Linked DNA regions of Homo sapiens: regions 2, 3, 4, 5 and 6 are each linked to region 1. A link is an interaction called in ENCODE POLR2A ChIA-PET data of the cell type or tissue named here. Cell type or tissue: MCF 10A. All regions are shown on one strand. Region 1 overlaps ITGA6 (integrin subunit alpha 6). Region 2 has its middle 130 kb from the start of DLX2-DT. Region 3 has its middle 77 kb from the start of DLX2-DT. Region 4 overlaps LOC107985960 (a long non-coding RNA gene). Region 5 has its middle 70 kb from the start of DLX2-DT. Region 6 has its middle 19 kb from the start of ITGA6.

Region 1 (4,000 bases):
TCCCAGCTACTTGGGTGGCTGAGGCATGAGAAGCACTTGAACCCGGGAGGCAAAGGTTGCAGTAGGTAGAGATCATGCCACTGCACTCCAGCCTGGGCAACAGAGAGAGACTGTCTCAAAAAAAAGAAGTTACCCTTTTGAGAGTCAGACTAACACCAGAATTTCCACTGGCAACACTGGATACTAGAATTAATTACAGCAGTGCCATCAAGGTTCTGAAGAAAATGTTTTTCAACCTGGAGTTTTACACCCAAACTATCAAGAGTGAGAGCAGCATAAAGACATTTTTGTATATGCAGAGTCACACTCAGTTTACCTGTCATATGCTATTAGGACAGTATTTAAGAAAGTAATTCAAACAAGGGGGAACATCAGATCCCAGATCAAATCCAGTTACCCCAGGATAGCCATGAAGGGCTGTTCCAGCATGATCCTGTGTAGCAGGCCCGGCAGAACATCAGGTCTACATTGCTGCAGAAAGGTCCAGGGGCTCTGAGAAGGGAGTGTGAGCCAAGATGAGATCCTGATTTAACGCGGGTATGGCTTGGGAGCTTAGAGAAGATTGAGGCTTGGATAAAGGTGAACAATAGAAGAAAAAAGAAAGGCAATGAGAAAAGCCAAGGAAAGCAAGAGTCATGGTCCAAATGTGAAGTACACAAAGCAATTGATAGAATGTAAGAATAGCAAGTCTGTTTGACCTTAATGCTAGGAACAGTTTCTTTTGAGGCTGAGGGCTTCTGATACTGCTCCCAGACAGAAAAAGGAAAATCAGAATACAGTTTGGTTCAGCACTGAGTAATACTTATTTGGCTATGTAAAAGAATAGATGACTGAATTGTGGTTAAAAGTCAAAATGTAAGTGGTAATAGGTCCTGTAAGTGTAAAGGTGTAGCTGGTAGATAGCAAGACATGGAGAAACTAAGAGGAAAGTTTGGAAGGAAGAATCCAAATGCTCATAGCTTTGTCTCACTAACTAGGGAATCAAGATTTCTGTCAAAAGTTGAAGGGAAAATAGAGGTTTAAATCTTTAAAACTCAGAGTAGCAAATAGAGGAACTAAATCTAGTTATTAAACATAGGATGGGAGGTGGCAGTTTGTTCTTTCCTTTTCATATTATGGGGCCAACAGTTATTGCCTAAAGCTGATAAATCAATACATATATAATAATCCAGAATTATGGAGAAGTAAATCCAGAATGAAAAGTAAGAGGTTTGTCCGGAGTGTGGGGCTTGGGATGAGTTTGGAATCTGTTGCTTTCTACCGTTAAGTCTTTTATTTTTTGATTTCCTATCATTTGTACTTATTACTTTAGCAAAAATTAAATTCTGAGTTTGAAAATGGGTTAAATGTAAAGGTGACACAATTGCCACATAATGCTACTTTCTAACTTTTTAGGTCTTAATTTGGACAAACTAAGCAGGCTGTGTTTTAAATTAAGCAATAATAGTGTTCTTGTTCTAATGGTGCAATATTTCATGTTTCCTCTGACCAGCTTGCATAGCTAGGGGCAGAATCTTTAATCCTTGAGGAAATGAATTATTGCCAAAGACAGTGAAGCAAAGCTGCCATTGTTCTTGGAGTTTTAAAAGTGTCCCAGTGTTTAGAACTTTTGATTTGAAGTATTTATGCAAAAGTATACCAGCTCTCTTTGGGGGAGAACTTGAATATATGAAACGGATGTGGCTTACTTGAAGAATTTTGAAATAACCTTGTGTTCATAGCATGATAGTGAGTCCTGAGTCTCTGTGCCCAGAGCTCTGATTAGACTCCAAAGACCTGAATTTATATCATATTCCCAGTTACTGTTATACTTATATCGTTAGATTTTTACATTCCATTTTAGTATCTCAGTGTTTATTTCTTATCGTTAAAGATGATTTTGTGGTTTTGAGTTTTGCCTTTTAAGTGTGGGTTTCTGATATGCTGAAATCCCAAGGCAGTTTTTATTTCGGTGCAGCTTTAAAATTCAGTGGAGGTCATTGTCCACTGGCCGGTTTTGAAATGATCTTAGTTCACACCCAGATTCTTGCCCTTTGTTTAGTTTTTCTTGCCTTGACCGCATATGGGAATAGACCTCTCAGGCTCTGCTCTGTTAATTTCTATCACCTCCCTACAAAGGCCCTAACTCATATCCCTTGGTCCCTGTGGCTCTGAAGGTCGAGTTGTCACATAGCTCTTTCCTCCTTCAAACGTACTGGGATGGTCAGTAATGAGTGCTGCAGCTGCCCTGGTCCTAGGAGTTGCTGTGAGCATCCTGGTAGTGCCCAGAGAGTACCTGCTTTTCACACTGAACCATCTGGGTGGCCTGGGCCCAGTTTTTGGCATTTAAGGGCCTTGGAGGGAAAGGGAAGAAAGCTGGAATTTGAGCATAAATTGGATTTTGTGTGGGCTGAGGGTCCTCCTAGGTGTAGACTGTCCCTCCTGGACCTGTACCCACTCTGCTAGCTCAGGAGCCAACCATGTCCTGAACAGCTTAGACCAGCACCCAGACCCTAAATGACCTAGATTAGGAAGTAGATAGGTTGTTCTCTGCTGTCATTGTTTGGACACAGCTCTATTTACCTTATTTATTGTTCCTGCTAGGCACAGCCTCAGCTAATGGGCTGTGATCTCCTGCCTTTAAGGCTGGTTCCAGGCGAATTAAGAGCCTTTGCTTGTTTCCCAAACCAGGGAGGGCAGCTTTACCTTGAGGATGAAGGCGCCTCCAGTTGCTGAATGTGGTTGGGGTTACTGTGTTCTCTCATCAAGGTGTAGCTTTACCTTACCTTTCGGTGATGGGTTCTGCCACCTTATCGCGGTGGGTCCCAGGAGACCGGGCGCAACTGGAGCAGGGGCGCCCTCTGCTGCTGGGTGTCAGCTCTTCCTCCCACGGCTGCCCAGGGGATTTGCAAGGGGCGGTGGAACACTCCTGCTTCCTCCATCCCCTGTGGGACCACCTGAGGTGGAGGAAGGACAGTGCCAGGACCATGTGCAGGCTGAGCTCGCCCAGAGGCGGTGCAACAGCTAACGTTATTCTCTGTGGGTACATTTCTCTTGTCGTTTGCAGGTCTCTTTTCGAATCTGTTGTCCTTTTTCCCCAAACCAGCCTGCTGCCCCCATCCTGCCATGTGGTCTGCTGTCATCTGCAGTAGCCGCCGCATGTAAGACACGAGGACCTCTTCTGCAAGAGCTTGGTGTGGGCATTTGTGAAATTTTGTCACCACAGCCCCTGTAACCAGCCAACAAATTCGAGTTAAATGCCTATTCTTTGTCCCACACGTATTAGTTACAGAGAGTGGAGAACAAGTGGCAGATAGAGGCTGAGGGAAGCCAACCCACTCTGAGGGACTGGGCATGTAAATGGGACAACCTCCACAGCTTTTTAAACCACAGGACACCCAAAAGCAGCTGTACCCTGCAGGACACAGCAGGCTACAGAAGCCTGGGGTTCAGAGGGTCTCTGACCCTTCGTCCTTTAGCGCTGCTGACCAGGCTGCTGATCCTCGACCCCTTCTTGTCACCCATTGTGTCCCTCTTCTCCCTTTTCTCTGGCTCCTTCCCTTGCAGCCTTTGCATATGCTGTGTTCCTTACCTGGCCACCTCCAGTCCCGCTGTCATCTCTTAGTGACATCCTCCCTTCCTCTCCAGCAGGTGCTGGTGCCCACAGCACTCTGTACCATCCTCTCATTGCCTCTAGCTCCCTGTGGTTTCATGACCTCATGACCTGTTCACGGATCAGGCTTCCCCAGGCCAGAGATTGAGGAGTGGGGGCAATTCCTTATTCATCCTAGGAGGCTCTTAATCAGCGTTTGTTGAGTGAATAGGTGAACGAATGTGGGAATGGGATAAACAGGAAATAAGCCCTGTGCCTGCCTTAGGTAACTTAGTAGCCACCTTGGGTGTGGGTGAGAAGAGGAAGTGGTTAGGAAGACACACAGTTAAGACAATGGGACTCCTGTGCTGCTTTTTCTAGGCTTCTCTTTGCTGGTGGTTACCTTTACAGGAAATCTCTTACCCAGCC
Region 2 (4,000 bases), 230 kb before region 1:
AGAAATCCTGTGTGAAGGTTAGTGTAACTGGGAGATTGAAGGATGTAGTGAGAAGGGAAACTCCATAGCCAGACAGACCTGGTTTCAAAGCCTGGGACCAGCACTTGCTGGTTGTTGGATCTTGGAACAAGGGCTCAGTTTTCTGGTCTCTGAAATGGGGTTGCTAGTGATGCTTACCTCACAAGGTTGTGCTGAGGGTTAAATGAGCTAGTATAGTCAAGGCTTTTACATAGTGTGTGTTATTCGGTACAAGCTGAATTAATGACAGTGCTTACTGCCTCATCAACATGTGAGTTCTAGGTACTCCATGTCACCTACATGCTCATGTTTGTCTTTTAAATCTTGCCACTTGCCCATTGAAATAGGATATCTTGCATGCCTCCTTTTTGACGGAGAGCTGGCTGGCTCTGAGGCTCCTTCTAGAAGGACTCTGGGGTTTCTTGGCACCATAATCAATGGCTGCACTTGATCTTATTGGCTGCAGCTCCAATATGGGGGTAGGGTTTTGGGTTCCTCATTATTTCATGACCTTCTACTCCAAACCTCTACATATCAACATTAAATATCAGTACATGCATCATGATTGCTCTGCAAAGCCAGCTTCAGACAAGCTCCTAAACCTCCAGTCAGACTGTGGCCCCAGGTCCCTGAGTAAAGATCTTGGGAGCCACCACTGGGCCAGATGAGAAGTACTTGAGAGACCCAGCATGACCAGCCTCTCCTGGCAGGAGCCCCCAAAGTCTCTGGAGCACAGACTGTGTAAGAACACAAATAAAACAAATACAGAAGCCATTCTGAATGTGTCAGCATTTACAAGAAAGGTACTGTTAATATTCTATAGATAGCTCTGTGGCTCATGGAATGTGTTGATGTATGTATTGCAATAAAGGAAGCATGGGTAGATTAAAGGGCAGATTTAATGGAATGGCTAGGCTTTTAGAAAGGACATTAAAAGAAAGTTCCAGTGAGATTTTCACATAATTGATTACACATGAGGATGGAGGAGGCTTGTTTAGTGGGCTGGTGCATAGGCTGTGGGCTGTAGAGGCCGAGGCTGCCCAGGAATTCAGGCCCTGGGAGAGGCAGTGCCGGTGCAGGTCCCTTGGCCTCATTGGCCTATTCCTTTACCTGGCGGCTGCATCCAGCCTTGCTGCTCGGCCTGCCGCTGCCCTCAGAGAGTCAGCTGGCTGGTGGGTTGGCTGACAGCAGTGTTGTGTGCTGAATTCCTTTCCAAGGAGGAGGAGGAGATGCCAGCTATTCCATACATCATCCTCTGCCACCTGCCAAGGAGGCGAGATACTGCTGGGGAGAAAACAGCTTTTACTCATTCCTTTGTATTTGGGCCTGAATACCAGCCAGAAGCAGTGGGGTTTGGTTAGTAAGTCTGTCGCAAATCATGCTAATGGAAGTGCTGTGTAGAACATCAGGGCTGGGGAGTGTGTGATTGTTGAAAATTTCAGGCAGGGTGTTATCCTCCCCAGTGTTCCACTTAAGGAGCTGCTCTGCTGCAATCACATCATTGTGGCTGGGTGTGAGCAGCCTGCTCTGACAGGAAAGGACAGGCAAGGTTCGGGGTGGGGAGCACTCGGAGGTCTGTGATGTGATTAGTGGAGGGTTAGCACGGACAAGCTGTTGGCCTGGTCTCTTGAGTAGTGAACCCAGATGGGAGAGACAGTTTGCCGAATGCACAAAGACAAAGGAGAGCAGGACAGTTACAAGTGCCACCCTCAAACTCCATCAGACGGTGCTAGGTGAGGTTTCCCTTGGACTTATACCATCTGACAAGTTGGCCAAATTAGACATCATACTCAAAGAAAGGGCCCACCATGTTCAGGGAGAAATCTTTCAGTCCTGGGGCATAGAGGTTTGCCATTGTCTTCCCTCTGCCTGACTTTGGTGCGTCCTGGCACTCAGCTTTCACGGTTGGCCCAGGTCTGAGTTTCATGTTGCTCCCATCTGTCCCTTTCACCTGGAGAACCTGTTATACTTCATGACCTGCTGACATCCTCCTCCAGTAGGTAATGTGTGGTGCTAGAGGCCCTTCATTTTACCAGTGATATCAGAGGTGTACTGGAGGCAGAAGAGTCGCCCACAGCAGAATGGCTCATGGTGAAACCTGCAGAGGTTATCTGAATGAGTCCTTCCTGGTTTACATGAGCTATCTTTAGGAAAGCAGGGGCTTCCATTTTTCCACTAACATTGCCCAAATGCCTCTCCTTTCCCACCTTGTCCCAAACACACACCTGCACCCCTCCTTGGCTCCCTTCTTCTCTCCCTAGGTGACTAGATTAGTAAATCTGAGTTAAATACACTTGAAGGGGCCTTGGTGTTTTTTAAGCCGTGGTGCTGAACCAGCTTCTCCTGCTGCCTGCCCTCCTGAGTCATTGCCTGGCCTAGTTGCCAGTAAGAGTTGGGAGGAGGGAAAGGTGACTAATAACAAGCATGGGGGAATCTTTAGCCTGGAGAGCGATTTTCCTGCTTTCTTTACACCAAGTCATTGTGTGGAAGGAATGCGTGTGTGTGTGTGTGTGTGTGTGTGTGTGTGTGTGTGTGTGCATGCTGGGGCCTTTTCCAAAAGCAAGTGCTTTCTCAGCATCACCTGGGGCCCTTGCCACAGGAGGATGTTCTGAGGTCATGCTCTTTTCCTTCTTGTTGTCAGACTCGAGTCCAACATTAGCTTTGTTATTCCGGCCAGATGAGGAAGGAGACCATTTGGAAGTCATTTTTCACCATGTTCTTGGGCTTACTAATCCGATCACCTTTCTTGTCAGATCAAAGGTGATTGTTAAGTGTACTAAATTCTTCACACAGGACTTTTGCCCTTTTTTCAAATTTCTGTTTCTCCAAAACTGTAAAAATGAGCATAGATGCTTTCAAAATGAAAGTCCCTCCACAAATAACCCTAATGGAAAGGGAAACAACATCCTTCGGTACACTTCTTGCTTTCTGGGCCCTCAGAGAAGGGATCGGTCTGGGAGAAAGGGATTGTGTATCCAAACTGGACACCTCCAGCCAGCCAGAAAAGAGGATCTGTGCCTTTATTTATACTGTATTTACACAGCTCGGTGACCATTGAAGAAGTCTGTTTAATGAAATGCTGGAGTCGTTTTTAGATGGGCCTGTTGGAATCATTATGAGTAAACACGTGTAGAGATTTATTTTCCTTCTCCCAGAGGTCTCTTGGAGGTCCCTGAAGATAAATATTTGCATGGTTTCCAGTTTATACTTCCCCAGCCTAATGTGGTGCTGAGGCAAGTGGTTTGCCTCCTTTCACTGAGCTTGTTAACATGCACAGGACCCCTGTCCTCCCAGGGCGGGCTGTGACATTCTAACCCTGCCTCAGAGACAGTGCCTGGGTGGGCAGCCACTTGACCAACCTAAAGGCTAGTGCAGGCGTGGGCTTGTTGCTGTTCCAAGCAACCACACGCGGTAGTTGGTGGAGTGGACCAGCTTGAATCTAATGGTTTACCTTGCGTTCATGAAGCCAGGTCCTGCGTGAATCTGCATGGCTGCCCCAGTGTTATGGAATGTGGGGGCAGTGGACATAATTCTCAAGTGTCCTGAGAAATGCAGATCTCTGGAATTCTCAGTGTTCTCTTTGGGAAGCTGATTTACACTTGCTTTTCAATTGTTTTCCCTTCAGACCCTTAATCCAAAACAAACCAGGAGATGTTACCAAAGACATGGTTTAAACAATTTTTTTGATTGGTCTTTGTCTCCTTTCTTGGTTTAAAGTGAGGGGACAAGGAATTGCAGGGTGTTTCATGTTTATACTATATGCATTTTATTTAACTACAAGTTAGGAAAGTAGACCCAAGGTTACCCCATAAAAGACATGACTGGTTATTTGAGAGTATGTTATTAGCATAAAATGGGGTGAGGAAGAGGTCTGGGACTGTTCGATTTATTTTGTGGCTCCCTACTGGAGCACAGCAGAGGTCTTAGAAATTGATGTCAATAAATTTCAGAAATATTTTCATCTCAGAGTCAAAATGTTCTT
Region 3 (4,000 bases), 280 kb before region 1:
TGTTCTCTCTTGGACTGACATCATCAGCACAAGTTCATCTCCCTTTTACTTCCCCTAGCAGATTTTGCAGATAACTCTTGACTTTACTTTGACATAGAATAAAGCATTTCTTTTTTAGAAGAAAAGGTTTAGGAAATTATTTTTATTCTGGACTTGGCTTCGGATGAATTGTATGACCTTGGGGGAAATTCCATATAACAAATTCCTTGTGCCTCCTTTTCCTGAAGAACAAATAGGATATCCTACTTTAAACTAATATTTGGAATATTAAAATATAAACTTTAATTTTGGATCTTAAATGAGGCTGATATTCACAATCATGGAATGGGTTTTTAAGCCTCCAGTGAGAAAATGGTGATACTAATTAGCTAGGACCCTTTAGGTTGCAAGGGAAAGAAAACCAGCAAAATCCAGTTTAAGCCACAAAGGGGAATTTATTGACTCATACAAATGAGAAATCCAAGTGGGTGATTATGGCTTCAAACATGGCTGAGTCAGGAATTCAGGTGATGTTATCAGCTCTATCCCTCGCCCTCCATTTTTCAACTCTGTTTACCTCTGCCTGGCTTTATTCAAGCCTTCATGATCTGTATAGCTCAACATCCTAGAGGAAGAGAGGCAACATTTCCCTTTTAGTGCCCATGTGTCAGATCTTAGGGAAGATTTGGATTGGTCCAGCTTAGGACACTTGCCTATTCCTCAATGAATAACCGTGGCTTGGAGAACGGGGTGCTCTAGTGGGCCAGCCAGTGTGTGGGCCCATCTCTTTGACAGAGGCAGATTTGGGGTACCATGATAGACAACCCCTCCAGGATCCTATGGAGTCAGATGAGGGTACTTCTGTTGTTTCTAGACAAAGAGGGAAGGGATGCTGACCAGGCCAGACCAATAAAGGTCCACTATAAAGGCTTTTGGGTGGAATATAGTGTATCAGCTCTCTATTTATTCAATGTTTATACACGTTTTTGTCTGCCTCCATAAATCAAACTTGTACATCTGCTCACCTTTAATTTTTTTTTCACCATAAAGCTTAATCCCTATTGTGTAGAAGCAGCACCTAATATGCCTGCCAAGATGTGGTATTAATATAGAAATGTGTATTAGGCTAGAGAGATAGAAGTAAGAAGATGATTTTTATTTTTAGCTTCTGTTAGCATAGAGACATATTTATAATAGTTTTTCTTGGCCTCATTCATCATATAATTTAGAAAAGGTCTTAACTATTTTTAAAAATTATGCAAGTAGTACAAAAGGGCAAAAAGTGAAAATGAAACTCCCTCTATCCCCCCCATCCCCAGGAATAAGACAGTTACTTCTATTTAATATAGCATTCCAGAAACGTCCTATGTATTTGCAAGAATATATGTATACTTTACATAAACCTATGGGCTCATTCTCTTATGTCTGCTGTGCACTTTGCCTTTTTCACCTAGTACCATATTATGGAGGTGACCTCCCTTGTCAGCACAGTAGAGTGCCTTCATTTTTTTTAGCACACAATGTTCTATAGTGTGGATGTGACCAGATTTATGTAAATCACTCCTCATCAGAGAACTTTAAGGCACTTTACAATGCATTCCTCCTTTTTCTTCTCTCCTCTCTGCAGCAAACCTGGCATGACCAGAGGACCTGTGGCTCTGAGTTGGGCCAGGCATTGCCCATTGATGGTAGATGCAGCAGATGCAGCCATGAGGGATTTCCCAGAAGGAGCAACATTTCCCCAAGGCTGAGTTAGAGCCAGAGTCTGATCCTGTGACTGCCCCACCCTCAGCCCTCCCTGTGGTTAACCAGGAAGGTGGCTCATTGTTGGGTGGTTTGGCAAGTGTCTGAGAAAATTGCAAGGTGTAATGACCTCCTCTCTAGCTTGTGGCCACACACGAGGGTACCTATGCTAATTTTACAAGATGACAGCGGCAGCTTCTGTTCTTCAGCTCTGCGAGTTGGCTCCCTGGTGTTACTTTTTATTTTATTTTATTTTATTAATTTATTTATCTGAGACAGAGTCTCACTGTTTCGCCCAGGCTGGAGTGCAGTGGTGCAGTGGTGCAGTGGTATGATCTCTGCTGAATGTGCAACTTCTGCCTCCTGGGTTCAAGTGATTCTTGTGCCTCAGCCTCCTGAGTAGCTGGGGTTACAGGCATGTGCCACCGTGCCCAGCTTTTTGTAATTTTTGTAGAGGCTGCCTTTCCAGACAGTCTTATTTCAAGTCTTTATTTCAATAAGCAAAACCGTAAGGAGAGAGCAATGCAGAGAGAGGAATCTGAGGAAAACCAAGAGAAATGAGACAGCTTTCTGGTCTTTTTACCTAGGTCATCTCAACTCTAGCTGACATCCAGCCAGGAGACTCCAGGAGCTGGGGCATCTTTCCTTTGGCCTGAAAGCTGAAGGGAGTGAAGCAGGGAAGGGAGTAGGATGGATTATTTAGAGAAATAGTTTCACCATGTTGGCCAGGCTGGTCTTGAACTCTTGGCCTCAAGTTATCCTCATGCCTTGGCCTCCCAAAGTGCTGGGATTACAGGTGTGGGCCACTGTGCCTGGCCCCTGGTGTCCTTTATCTGTTTGCAAATATCAGCACAGATTTCTGGACTATGGTGATGACAGGGGAACTAACTGACATTTAGTTTGAAAATGCTCATATCCGATGTAATTCCCCCAAGTACCTGCTTCTTGTCACCTAATAATCCCCAAGACTGTCTGAAAAAGCCAGCAGGTTAGAGAGACAGTGACTGGGATGGGCTGACAGGGCAGCCCTAAGGCCAATGTGTCAAGAAGGCATCCACAATTCTTCCTTCTCTCTGACCTCTGCCTCCGAATAGTCCCTCCCATGCCTGTCCTTGCTTCACTCCCTTCAGCTTTCAGGCCAAAGGAAAGATGCCCCAGCTCCTGGAGTCTAGTGGCCGGATGTCATCTAGAGTTGAGATGACCTAGGTAAAAACACCAGAAACTGTCTCATTTCTCTTGGTTTTCCTCAGATTCCTCTCTCTGCGTTGCTTTCTCCTCATGGCTTTGCTTATTGAAATTCTTGTCCTTCTTTTTTTTTTTTTTTTTTTTTTGAGCCAGAGTCTTACTCTGTCGCCCAGGCTGGAGTGCAGTGGCACGATCTCAGCTCACTACAACCTCCGCATCCTGGGTTCAAGCGATTCTGCTGCCTCAGTCTCCCCAGTAGCTGGGATTACAGGCACCCACCATCACGCCTGGCTAATTTTTTTTTTGGTTATTTTTGTAGAGATGGGGTTTCACCATGTTGGCCAGGCTGGTCTTGAACTCCTGATGTCAGGTGATTCGCCTGCCTTGCCCTCCCAAAGTGCTGGGATTATAGGTGTGAGCCACAACGCCTGGCCAAAATTCTTGTCCTTCTAAACACAGCTCTGATACCCCCATGATGGTATCTCTGGTCATCTAAGTGAAAAGGGGGTCCTTCATTTTTGCTGCATGCGTCACTAACCATTGTTCCCTCACTGGAGCCCTGGATGCTCTTGGAGGTGCTGGGATAGATAAGCTTTGTCTCTTCCATACTGGACCATCCTACCTCCCCCAAGCGAGGCTCAGCAGGTGCTGTATTCTTGGCCCATAGCAGGTACTCAATATGTTTGTTGAAACAGTGAACCTGTCTGGTTCAATATCTGCTGTGGAGACTTGGACTTAGTTTCACAATTAAATTGCTAACTTTTTAAAAAAGTCATTCATTTATTTCCTGTGTTGCTGTTTGACTTCTGGGGATGCTTTCACATTAAAAAAAAATTGTCTTTTCAAATAGAGCCAGACATGGCAGCTTGTGCCTGTAGTCCCAGCTACTGGGGAAGCTGAGGCTGGAGGATTACTTGAGCCCAGGAATTTGAGTCCAAAATAGTGAGACCCCTTCTCTAAAACAAAACAAAACAAAACAAAACAAAACAAAACATAACAAAACACCCTTCCCCCAATCCCCTAGTAGATCTTAAAACCATCAGATCTTAGGGGATGTAACTGCAGCAACAGGTTGTATGTAAGTCTAAAATGG
Region 4 (4,000 bases), 210 kb before region 1:
TTTGTATAAATAAAAGCCTCTGAAGGAAACCATTAATTTCCTCTGTAGCTGCTTTGGAATGTTAGTGAGGGCATTTGGTGCGAACTGTTTGAAAATGCTTCTACATATTGTTCTGTGGGTGGAGATCAACGAGGTATGGAAATGAATCAGCAAGCAAGGCCTCTAATGGTGCTTCTGGTCCTGCAAAAATTGACTGGTTGCTGGGCTGCCTCAGCTCCCCACCGTGAGGGACAGGTACTGTTTCAGCTTGGTGGAGTGGCTTCTCTCCTCTTGCCAGTCAGCAACCCAGGGGCTTGGGAACATATGGTTGAGGCCTGTTTCAAAGAGATCAAAAATCAAAAATTTTAAAAACCTCTCAGATGTACAACTGTACTCCAAAAAGGTCGCACCTTTATAAAGGAATCTGCCCCTGAGAGTCTCAGGACTCAGCTTCCTCCTGAAGCTAGCCAACTCTGCTAGCACCTTCTTCACCACGTATGAACACAGTGTATGAACACGGTATCCGGCACAGTTTCACCTAGCTGGAGACCTAGGCTCTGAGTCCTAGCTTCCTAACCAGGCTGTGAGCGCTCTGAAGGAAGGGCTCACTCCATTTATATCTTCATATTCATTAAACACCTAGGTCAGTGGATTCATAGTCTGAGCTCAGAATATTCACTAATCCCGAGACTGTTGGCTTTCTGTGGTCATGGTTGCCATTGGGTGGGGCGTCCATGGACCCCAGGCTAAGCACTTTGCTTAGGCTAAGTTCCCAACAGTGCTGCTCAGCAGTGGACCTCTTTCTGATTCTCTCAAGCCTATACACTGAGGGGTTGTCCACACTGCCTCTGAGAGCAGTGGGCAGGCAAAGGAAGTGTGCTTTGTGAGGTCACCCGTGGGGACAGTGAGTGCAAGCAGCTGCAGTCCTCATGGGCCGCCAGCCTCCCGCTTCCTGCAGAGGCGCCCAGAGCTGGAGCTGGTCTGCGCATGCACTTGGAGGCACGGTATGAACAACCGCAGAAATGCCGGCCAACTACGCCAGTTCCCAGAGCCCAGCGTTCTCCTCTCTCCTCTTTCATTGGTTTCCCAGGAAAGCTGCTGAGGGCGGGAACCCCAGATGCACAGTTTGGCTCATAAGCGGGCTGCCTTTCACAGCCACCACTACCCACCCGGGGAGAGCACTGGATTGTGGCAAACGGGACCTCTTTGTGTGAGCAACCAAGGTGTGTTGGGTTTGGTGCTCCAAGGCAAACTTCTTTGCTCAATTGAAACAGCCCCTGGTCATCTCTGCTTCTCCATCTATAGCCACCCCGTGAGAATAAAAACTCCAGAGAGTCCTTTCTATTTACATTTAGGGAATTCTAAAAGAAAGGTACAAGAAGCCAAAGGATTATCCGTGTTTGTCCTTAGAAAAAGAGGTAACAATGCAATTTTTAAAACCCTAAAAGATTAATGAAATAAAACATTACAGATAGATACAGCAGTCAAATGCAAAGAAACAGAGAATAGTGGTTACCAGGGGCTGGGGGAGAGGGGAATGGAGAGCTATTGTTTAATGAATATGAACTTTGAGTTTGGGAAGATGAAAAATTTCTGAAGAGGGATAGTGGCGATGTTTGCACAGCAGTGTGAATGGACTTAATGTTGCTGAACTATACACTTAAAAACGGTTAAAATAGTAAATTGTATGTTGTGTATATTTTGCCATAATAAAAATTTTTCAGAAACCATTATGAACAGAGCATTGTCTCAATGAGGAGACACTAAGCTTGTTGACTTTTATCTTGGGTGCTCTCTGTGTATGTGTATTTATATTAAAAGTAACCAGTTTCCTGAAAACACAAAACCCATTCCTGGCCAACAGGCTCTTTTCCTGTGCTTTTGTGCATTCTGAAGCTGTCTTCATAATGTGTTGGTCAGGAAGTGGGTGACTCATGGGGCCTTTATGACAGACCCTTGAGTCACACACACACACACACACACATACACACAGACACACGTGAGTCACCCCTACAGGCTTCTAGGACAGGCAGCGATTTAGATGCCAGAGTGATGTGCCTGGGGCATGGCGGGAGGCAGCCTGGCGCCCATTGCCAGGCACATTCCTGGGAGCCTCTCCCATGGTTTAGTAATAAATGGAAGCTGTGGCCACAGCTCCCAACTCCAGGCCCAGCAATAGCTGTTTCTCTGACTTTTAAGGACAACCCAAATGGTGGCAGGAGGGGAGAGCAGTTGGTATTGGAAACGCCCAGTGGCCGCTGGGCTGCTGTGAGTGGCGCCTGTTTTGGCGATGTGAGTGGCGCTGGGTGTAGGCCTCTGAATCTGCCGGTGCGTGGTGGCAAGAGCAGGTCAATCACAGGGTGATCTTACGTCTTCCCGGGGGTCGTGAATCGGGTTGGGAGCCACTCAGTTATATAAACAAATGGAGGACTGATCTAGACCTTAGGAGACCTGGTTTAGACTTTGATCTGCCACTAGCTTGTTTTGTTACCATGGTAAATCACATAAACTCTCTGGCCTTGGGTTCCTTGTCTTTAAAGTGAGGGAGTTGGATTAGATCAGGATTGGCTGGCACACAGCTCCTGTGCCACCCGTCCCTCCAGTTCCTGAGGCAACAATGTTCACTGCCCTCTGAGCCCACATGGCAGCTCCTGGTCCTTCTTAGATGGCCTTCTCTTTCTATTCTGTTAATTGGAGTTAGCATCTGAAATGACACCTATTTGCTATCCTGAAAGCTGATATGCTGGTTCTCAACTTTGCCTATAAATTAGAATCACTGGAGAGCTTTTAGCAAATACAGGTGTCTGAATCCTACCCATATGGATTCTGATTTAATTATTCTGGGATGAGACCCAGGCATTGATAAATTTTAAAAGCTCTCTAGGGGATTCCAGTGTGTAGCCAGGAATGAGGGTCACTGGACGAGATGACCACTACAGGGGCCTAACAGTCAGTCACTTTGTGATCAGCTGTTGGCATGAAGATGACAGGAATGATTGGGCTGGTTGAGCCGAGCTCTGCTGGCAAGAACATTAGGGGATCAGGAGACTTGGTTCTCATTTCTAGTTTGCATTCCTAATTTGCTTGTGATTTTGGGTGAGTTATTTATTCTTTTTAGCTTTAGTTCCCACATGTATAAACTGGGAGTAATAATCTCTTGAGCTTCCTACCTCACCATATTCTTAAGAGGAAGAAAGAAATGTTAATAGATGTATAAGAGAAAAGTGCTACAGAAAGTGCTACGTAAATTATTCCATTTTTATAACCCACATACCCCAAAATACTCTTCTAAAATTTGAAATAAAAAATTTTGAATCCATCCCTTGTGGGGAATTATGAAGATTCAGTGAGGTGGCATATACAACAGTCCCTAGCCTGGTAGGTGTGCAAGCAATGCTTGTTTGAATGAACATTTTGATGGAGGTTACTGAAACACCAAATCACAGAGTTCTGTGTGCCTTCAAAGGAAGAGGAAGCTCATTTCTGTGGCTGTTTTGTTAGAACTGGTCCTTTATTTGAGTTTTCTAAAGTAAAAATTATGCATGTAATGCCTGAAATATTCTCAGTATGAAATATTCCGGCTGGGAACAGTGGCTCATGCCTGTAGTCCCAGCACTTTGGGAGGCTGAGGCAGGCAGATCTCCTGAGCTCAGGAGTTCAAGACCAGCCTGGGCAATATGGCCAAACCCTGTTTCTACAAAAAATTAGCTGGGTGTGATGGTGCACACCTGTAGTCCCAGCTACTCAGGAGGCTGAGGTGGAAAGATTGCTTGAGCTGCCTGGGAGGTGGATATTGCAGTGAGCCACGATTGCACTGCTGTACTGCAGCCTGGGCAACAGAGTGAGACCCTGTCTCCAAAAAAAAAAAAAAAAAAAAATCAAATGATAAATAAAAAGAGCAAAATTTGAAAGCCCTCTTAACCTCCTCCACCCCACCACTCCCCTCTCCAGAAGCAATCACTGATGGTGATTGAATTGTATCTGTTCAAGCTCTATATATTTACAATACACACACACACCC
Region 5 (4,000 bases), 290 kb before region 1:
GCAGTAAGAATTTTGGATGTACTTTAGGTTCTGACATTCAGATGCACTTGCTTATATAAATCTTGGCTTTGGAAGGTGGCATTCATTTTTGTTTGTGATTGGTAGCAGATATGATATGCAGCAGCAGCAAGCTTGGCCGGCAGCTTCTTGATTGTAGCAGAGGTGGCATCATTTCACACGGGGCCGCCATAGCAGCAGAGCCAGATTTGGCTTGGGGCTTTTTGTTCTCTGGCCAATTATCTGATGTGACTTTGGAATTATTACTAGAAGCTCAGTCTAGAGTCTGTTTCTTGCCAAACTCTCCCCTACTACCTCCAGTTCGGTGATTCTGGAAGTTATATGACACCCTGTTACAAATCTCTTGCTCAAACTAGCCAGGAGCTAGACCCTTATTCTCTGTAGCTAGACCCTTACTGATTGATGCAGGGCCTGACCTCCCCATGTGACTATTGACTGGGTGCTGGTGTAAATCAGCAATGACAAAAAAGCAATACAGTTAGTGAATATGTTGAAGAGATCACAAATCTATACCTATAGGATACATTTTTTAAAACTCTGAATTTATCAAATTATGGCTTAGTATTAAATGTCCGGTGGTAGCTCACACATGGGTTCAAAAAATATTGTTTGTAAATAAAAATGACTGTGTTAGATGCCCTAAGATACGTCTCTTCTTCTGACTAAGATATTGAAAAACTCAGGTAAGAGTTTAAATAAAATTGCTTCATAACATGTCAGAGTAGAAAAAAAGCATTATTTCAAAATCAATGTGTTATTTCACATGTGTGATTTAAGCTTTTATGTGTAACCAAATGAATAAATCCAATCCTATACACTGACATTTAACTCATATATATCCTAAACATTTATGTTTTCAAGTTGGCTAAAAGAATTCCTAAAACCGCAACTTTTTTTTTTGAGGAACTTTTCTCTTGCAACACGTGGGCTCACCATATGTTCAGGGTGCCCTGATGTTCAAGTTATATGGTATTAATATGGCCTGAAACTGAAGTGCAGAGGGCATCCATTGAAAAATGCTGGTCTACTGGATCAAGGTTCACCATAATATATGGTTATTTGGTGTTCAATAAACTTTTTTTTTTTTTTAAGACAGATTCTTACTTTGTCACCCAGGCTGGAGTGCAGTGGTGCCATCTTGACTCACTGCAACCTCCGCCTCCCGGGTTCAAATGATTCCTGTGCCTCAGCCTCGCGAGTAGCTGGAATTACAGGCGCGCACCACCACACCCGGCTAATTTTTGTATTTTTAGTAGAGACAGGGTTTCACTATGTTGGCCAGGCTGCTCTCGAACGCCTGATTTCAGGTGATCCACCGGCCTCAGCCTCCCAAAGTGCTGGGATTTTAGATGTGAGTCACCGCGCCCAGCCCAATAAACTTGTTAAGTGACAAATAAAATTGGCGAGTGAGTGTTGCTGTTGTGACTTTGCTGCTTTTTTCTTTCCTGTTCTTAACTGCTGCAGGGTTTCTTTCTGTCTTGGTGCCTATTCCTAAGACAGATGAGGAAGATAGGATCTCTGCTTCATGGAGCTTGTAGGTTCTGCTAAAGGGAATGACATGCAGATTCAATTCACAGGGAACGTGGTAAGAGCTGAGAGACTGTTACAATGGCCGCGAAAGCCAGCGAGCCAGGGGACATTTCCACTTAGCCAGAGGCCAACGTCACAAAGCAGGTGGCATTTTGGTCGAGCCTGCTTATAAGCCTAGTGTCTATAGATTTTATTAAATCATTAGAGTCATTCTTCAGGTAGAAACGGACCTTCCTTGACTTCATAAATTACAAGATGTCTGGAATTCTGAATTTTATCCCTCCAAGTCCCTCCACCGGAACTTTCCAGCACTTCGATTTTCTTCTACAGCGTGAGGGAAGGGTCAGGTTTAGACATTGTCTTGGCAAACAGATCAGCCCTCTCCATTTAGGAAGGAGGAGGGAAGCTGCTCCCGCGGCCACATTTCCTGGAAGGCTGCAGGTGAGGGCTCGGGCGGTGGCGGGCCGTGGTCCGGCGCAGTTTCCCCGCGGCCCGCTGGGTCGCACTGTGGCCTTAGGAATGTGGGCCGGGGCGGGGCGGCTTGGGAGCGCGCTGCAGCCAACGCCGCGTTCAGCCCCGGGCGCAACTGCAGCCGTGCCGGGGGCCTCCGGGGCCCCGACCGACCGACAGCTCTTTCAGACCGCAGCGAAGTTTGCACACACGACAGCACGTCCCGGGGCTAGGATCTTGCCCGCCTGCGGGGCTGACCTGCACCACCCTTGGGGAAGCGCGAACTGCCGCCCCGCTGCCGGGAGTTAGGCGCCCGGGCCTGGGTCGCCCCCACAGACGGCTCGGACGGCACGAACGAGCGGACCCCAAGGATAGTGGGCTGGGGAGGGGTCCAGTCGTGGTCACGGAAACGGGTGGTCCTCGCGCCGGGCTGCACTCATTCTGACTAGCAATATGCTGGTGGAAAGTGCTACTCCAATGCCTTTATCGTTGCGTTGCTATCATTTTCTTTATATCTACATAAATTTTTTTATTTTATTAAAAAAATATTTTTTTGGCCTTGCTTCCTCCTCCAGCGTTTGACTTTCCATTGTTGCTCAGTGCTTGGGTGGGATGTGGACTCTCTTTCCTTGTGACAGCAGAGCTCAGAGTACCATGAATCTCCCTCCCCTCTACCTTGCTTTAAATGGCTATTTCTTTCTTTTTTTTTTTTAGTTAACTAAAAATGGAAAAAATAGTAAGTGCACATGGTAGAAAATTCAAACAGTACAGAAGCCTCTTCCCCTTTCAGAGCAGGCAGCCACTGCTAATATTTTCTTTTGATTCCTTCCAGAACACAAGTATATGGCTATCTCCTTTCAAATGCGTCCCCATCCCCAAACTGGGTCATCTGCCCTGCCGCCTCAGCTCCCCCTTTATCATGTATCTTGGAGATGACCTCACATCAGCATGTGTGGGTGTACGGCATTCTTTTAGATGGCTGCCTGGTGTTCTGTATGTTATACCAGCACCCCGTAATTATTCTATCGGCCACGATGGAAGGATATGGCGGTTGTTTCCAGTCTTTTGCTATGACAAACAATTCTGCAGTGAACATCTGTGTGTATATCTTTGAGTACGTGTGCAACCATGTCTATAGAATACATTCCTAGAAGTGGAATTGTCTCCTTGAAAAATATTTGCATTTAAAATTTTATAGATTTTGCCAATTGACCACCAAAGGTGGTACCTATTGATACGCTCATCAGTGACTGCTCCCCATTTCCCTCGTTGTTCACACTAGGTTTATCGCACTTTTAAAATATTTGCCAAGGTGAGCAAATAGGCTTTAAAAGTAGAATTTCATTCTAGTTTTCATCTTTTAAATTGTGAGTACAATTTATTCTTTTCCACATGAAAAAAGAGCTACTTGAATTCTATGAGCAGATGGTTCACATCGTTTTCCTATTTCTATTGGATTATTGGATTGCAAATGATTTTTATCCTTCTTGCACATGACCAGTTAATCTCTGGTTATAATATGCCAGGACCCCATTTCTGAAAGAATTCATACTTTTTGCACGTAAAAGAAGCAAGTCAAAATTCTAGTTCCTTAGTTCCTTACAGTTTTCATCTTCTAATGCTGGCCTCTACCCTACCTGATTTTTTTTTTTCTTTTTTTTTTTTTTTGAGACGGAGTCTCGCTCTGTCGCCTGGGCTGGAGTGCAGTGACGTGATCTCGGCTCACTGCAACCTCTGCCTCCCAGGTTCAAGCGATTCTCCTGCCTCAGCCTCCTGAGTTGCTGGGGCTACAGGTGTGTGCCACTGCGACTAGCTAATTTTTGTATTTTTATTAGAGACGGGGTTTTGCCATGGTCGCCAGGCTGGTCTTGAATTCCTGACCTCAAGTGATCTACCCGTCTCAGCTTCCCAAAGTGTTGGGATTACAGGCATGAGCCATTATGCCCGGCTTCTTTGCCCTACCTTTTAAAATGTGTAAATCTCGGCCGGGCATGATGGCTGA
Region 6 (4,000 bases), 52 kb before region 1:
GTTCAAGACCAGCCTGGCCAACATGGTGAAACCCAGTCTCTACTAAAATTACAAAAATTAGCTGGGTGTGGTGGCGTGCACATTTTAAAAGAAGACTATGAATCATATTAGGAAGATCTACTAGCTTTAAATCTCTGCTGGAAAGTTACTGACAAAATTCTTTTCTAATAGGTAACATTAGAATGAGATTTTCTCTTTAGTAAGAGCACCAAGACCCAGCTAATGCCCTCATTCAGTATTTCTCAGATTTGGTTAGTTTATATACAGCTTTTCATGGAAAAAATTATTAGCCCAAGTGATGACTCAAATTATTTTTTTAAGTAACATTACTTCATTACCATCAAACAAAACTAGTTATATGCTTCTTAGGTTTTTGACCCTTAAACAAGTATAATGGTAAAATACATTTATCAATTAAATATCCATAATTGTAAAAATCAGTGAAATTCAAATGAGGAATATTTTTAAAATGTGATAAATGATATTTTATGGAAACCAAATTGCTGGTGTTGGATTGAATAGGAGGAAGATGTGTTTGGTTGTTTCATGCTTCACTAGCTGGTTGTTGCTTTTGATCTGGAATATGATGAGCCGTTATTTGAGGCTTAATTGTTCCTATCACTGTTATTTTTAGCTCTTATATTTGTTTTTATCCATTGATCGACTATGTTGATTGTCCAATAAATTTAGTGCACTGTCTTGTATACGATGTTGTGTACAGTGTTGCATACGACATTGAAAGTTTAGCACCAGTTCTCTTGGAAACACAAACACAGATAATGAACTCAAGCCAGTATTTAGTTACAAGATGGTCAGCCTGATGGGCCAGAACACTCTGATATGACTTTTCTTAGATCATAATCCAAAGAAAAGCCCCGAATTTAAAAAATTATCTCAGAACTTGTGAATCTCAGTTTGAGAAAACATTACCCCAGCTTACTTCAAGTAGTAATTGATGTAAAAAAAAAATTCCAGGGTAACAGAAGAAATTGGGTAGTATTTTGTGATTATTATAAGTGAGACTTTGTGACATTGATCTATATTTTCAACACCCATCTTTGGCATGGACTGGCTGATCCTCCTTTAGAGATGGGCACTGCTAAGCCTATTCTGCAGATGAATAAATTGAGGCAGAAAACAGCACTCCAGGGGCATAGAGAAAGTTGTGGTGAAATTTAGGTTCGAGGTCAAAGTTGTGCCTAACTGAGAGGGAAAGTGAGGGGCAATGACAAAAATTGCTCAGCCTTGGCTTGCTCTGACACTATTTAAGCTGTACCTTTTTTCTTCCTCTGGCTAACCAGGACAAGGCATCCAGGACCACAATGCAGGGAGCCTCATCAGGCACTTGTGCTAAACAGGCACTCCCTGTACCTGACCCCCTGTGTCCTATTCAGCTACAAGGGATGAAATGGAAACTAATCGCTTTTCTGAGACCATGAGAACAAGCAGTCAGCTTGCAAGATGTTATCCCCTTCTAATTATAGGTCCACAAGCGGTGAATGCTTGCCATGGGAAGCTACTATTCTTTCCCAAATGCAGGTGTCCCTTCTTGAACAGCTGCCAGGAGCTCAGCAGCCTTGGAAGCCCTTCAGATAAATAGCACCTGAGGTTACATTGCCTCAGCTGTGGCATGTAGAGACACAACCCTCGGGTATCTGGGTGTGGACTTGCTTTAGTCATGGGGAGACTAGAGAGACTTGTCCTTCAAATCAGACCAACTTATAACCACCTCCCCAAACATCAGGGGAATAGCACCCTAGCCATAGTTACTATTGTAACCAAAGGAAATAACCAGAGCACCAGACTCTGCCAAGTAGATTCATTATGAGTGGTAAATAAGATAACATTTAGGATTAAATCGAACTTTCCTAGGCTTGAGACTTTTCTGCAACTCCACACAATAGCACTGGAAAATAATTTGGTTTTATAGTTCTTATTAACTATGGTCAAGGCTGGAGTCCTGTTTTTAAATTACCAGATTTGACTTGTTTGCCTGTTTGAGGTAACCTGCCAAAAGTAGTCACAGAAAACCAGGTTGCTTTCATTCTGCACTTACTATTTTTGTTTTTAGGACCCCAAAAGTGAGCTTAATGCATTATTAATAGGAAGTTTGACTTATGATCTTTAAACAGGAGCTTTTAAACATTAGTCAAGGTTTGAAAGCCAAATACTTATAAACATGTTCCTACGGGCATAAAAGGGAGGATGTAAACCAAACTGTTAACAATGATTATCTCAAGGGAGGGGCACTGGACAGGGTGGAAAATGTCACTTTCTGTTTTATACACTTCTATTGTCTAAGTTTCTTTGTTTAATACTGAGCATGTGACTCATACTTTAACTGTTTAAAAACAGTTTTTATTTAGAATAATTTCATTCACATATGAAAAATTAACCTGGATTCACACTGATGTCACAAGCAAGCACAATTCAAGGCATATTAGAATAAGTTGATTTGATCTGATTGACTTTAGGAAGAACTTGTGGAAATAAACCAATGTAATTTAGGGTAGAGCCTCTTCCTACAGCAGGAGGGGTGATTTTTCTCAGTCTCTTCTCAACAAGACCTCTGGTTTGAGAAATGGTGTGAAACCAGGCAGATTGCAAGCCCTTGTATGGAACCTTGGTGGCAGTGACTGGTGATTATTGTGCCCCATTAAGGCAGAAGATCCAGCCTCAGTGGAAGCCATGAAATTGCCTCAGCCTCTGCCAAGTGTTTGTTCTACAACTGCATGATTTGTATGCCACTGCAGAACCCTATGAATCCTAGTGTGTTGCGATGTTGAGAAGAAGAACATGCCACTCTCATTTTAATCTGGTTTTCTGGGGAAAGTACTTGTTAGGATTAGGGAGACTCACAAGCTGGGCCTGGCTCTGCCCCTTACCCTTTATGGGTCTCAGTTTCCTTAACTCTATACATAGGAGAAGACTGAATTTTACACGATCTCTAAGGTCTCTTTTGGCACAAAAATCCTTATGACCTCTGAAGTGGTTCCTAAACCAAGATTTTTGAGTAGTGAGTACCGTATAGTTCCTTTCTTGTCCTTATTGATTGACGGATTGAGACAGGGTCTTGCTCTGTCACCCAGACTGGAGTACAATGGGGTGATCATAGCTCACTGTAACCTTGAACTCCTGCGCTTAAGGGATCCTCCTGCCTCAGCCTCCTGAGTAGCTGGGACTACAGGTGCATGCCACTCTGCTCAGCTAATTTTTTTATTTTTTTAATTTATTTTTGTGGTAGAGTCAGGGTCTCACTAAATTTCCAGGACTGATCTCAAACTCCTGGTCTCAAGCAGTCCTCCTGCCTTAGACTCCCAAAGTACTGGGATTATAAGCATAAGCCACCATGCCCAACCTCGTTGTTTTTTAAAAAGCCCAACTTCAAGTAAACATAGCAACTCGGTCATTGTCATATATGTAGTCATATAGGTCTATGTTGTATGTTATATGTGTATGACATGTCAGTCAAAGAAAAGTCAGCCCAACCTGCTTTATAAGTATGGGAGAGGGAGGACCAAGAGACATGGAGGGCTCAGGGTTTCTCATGAAACAAGTATGTATTTGGGATTAAGATCTTGTACTCCATGCTCCCACATGGAGACAAGTCTGCCTTCAAGTTTCTCTTCATTAGCGCAGCACCTTAGAAATAAGGGCCATGTCACCCATTTTCCTTTAAATTACTCCTAGCTCAGGGGCTGAGTTGGTAGAGGGTGGCACCCTCAGTGATGTTCTTCTGGCCAAGCCATTCCTGCTCTGACGGGGCCACTCTGGAGCCAGCAGGTGGGTTCCTGAAGTAAGCTGATGACTCACTCGGTCTTGACCTGATTCCCTCAGGTATGGAATCTGTCCCAAGGAGGTCTTGTGGAGAGTGGGGAAGGGAAACTGCACATGAAGTGCCCAAACTCCTGGTCACTCTATATGTCAGGCTCAACTTGAGTCACTTGCAAGCATGGATGTGATTTGATGATGAACAGCCTGTTACATACTACATTGTACA

What was found. Peaks named below come from ENCODE experiments on the same cell type or tissue, not always from the same donor. Only the 100,000 strongest peaks of a DNase experiment are listed, where the experiment ranks them.
Region 2: POLR2A ChIA-PET joins it to region 1 with 31 read pairs; 6 of 35 experiments call an interaction of 5 or more read pairs at or near these places.
Region 3: POLR2A ChIA-PET joins it to region 1 with 20 read pairs; 14 of 35 experiments call an interaction of 5 or more read pairs at or near these places.
Region 4: POLR2A ChIA-PET joins it to region 1 with 21 read pairs; 2 of 35 experiments call an interaction of 5 or more read pairs at or near these places.
Region 5: POLR2A ChIA-PET joins it to region 1 with 22 read pairs; 14 of 35 experiments call an interaction of 5 or more read pairs at or near these places.
Region 6: POLR2A ChIA-PET joins it to region 1 with 19 read pairs; 4 of 35 experiments call an interaction of 5 or more read pairs at or near these places.

The regions. Positions count from the first base shown.
Region 1 is chr2:172,459,385-172,463,384 of GRCh38, forward strand. All of the region lies in intron 1 of ITGA6 (integrin subunit alpha 6), which reads left to right. Among named protein-coding and RNA genes, the nearest start is that of ITGA6-AS1, 4.6 kb to the right of the region's middle. In MCF 10A, a CTCF peak has its summit at 2,826 (motif pointing left); DNase peaks (open chromatin) are centred at 1,527 and 2,807.
Region 2 is chr2:172,229,701-172,233,700 of GRCh38, forward strand. No RefSeq gene overlaps it. Among named protein-coding and RNA genes, the nearest start is that of DLX2-DT, 130 kb to the left of the region's middle. In MCF 10A, no CTCF peak of the experiment used is centred here; DNase peaks (open chromatin) are centred at 1,251 and 2,421.
Region 3 is chr2:172,177,751-172,181,750 of GRCh38, forward strand. No RefSeq gene overlaps it. Among named protein-coding and RNA genes, the nearest start is that of DLX2-DT, 77 kb to the left of the region's middle. In MCF 10A, no CTCF peak of the experiment used is centred here; a DNase peak (open chromatin) is centred at 1,771.
Region 4 is chr2:172,251,432-172,255,431 of GRCh38, forward strand. It overlaps LOC107985960 (a long non-coding RNA gene), which reads left to right. Exons shown (of 6, transcript XR_001739773.3): 1 at 1-1,202. Among named protein-coding and RNA genes, the nearest start is that of DLX2-DT, 150 kb to the left of the region's middle. RefSeq lists an enhancer at 1,460-2,659. In MCF 10A, no CTCF peak of the experiment used is centred here; a DNase peak (open chromatin) is centred at 1,960.
Region 5 is chr2:172,170,582-172,174,581 of GRCh38, forward strand. No RefSeq gene overlaps it. Among named protein-coding and RNA genes, the nearest start is that of DLX2-DT, 70 kb to the left of the region's middle. In MCF 10A, a CTCF peak has its summit at 2,054; a DNase peak (open chromatin) is centred at 2,060.
Region 6 is chr2:172,406,975-172,410,974 of GRCh38, forward strand. No RefSeq gene overlaps it. Among named protein-coding and RNA genes, the nearest start is that of ITGA6, 19 kb to the right of the region's middle. In MCF 10A, no CTCF peak of the experiment used is centred here; a DNase peak (open chromatin) is centred at 1,587.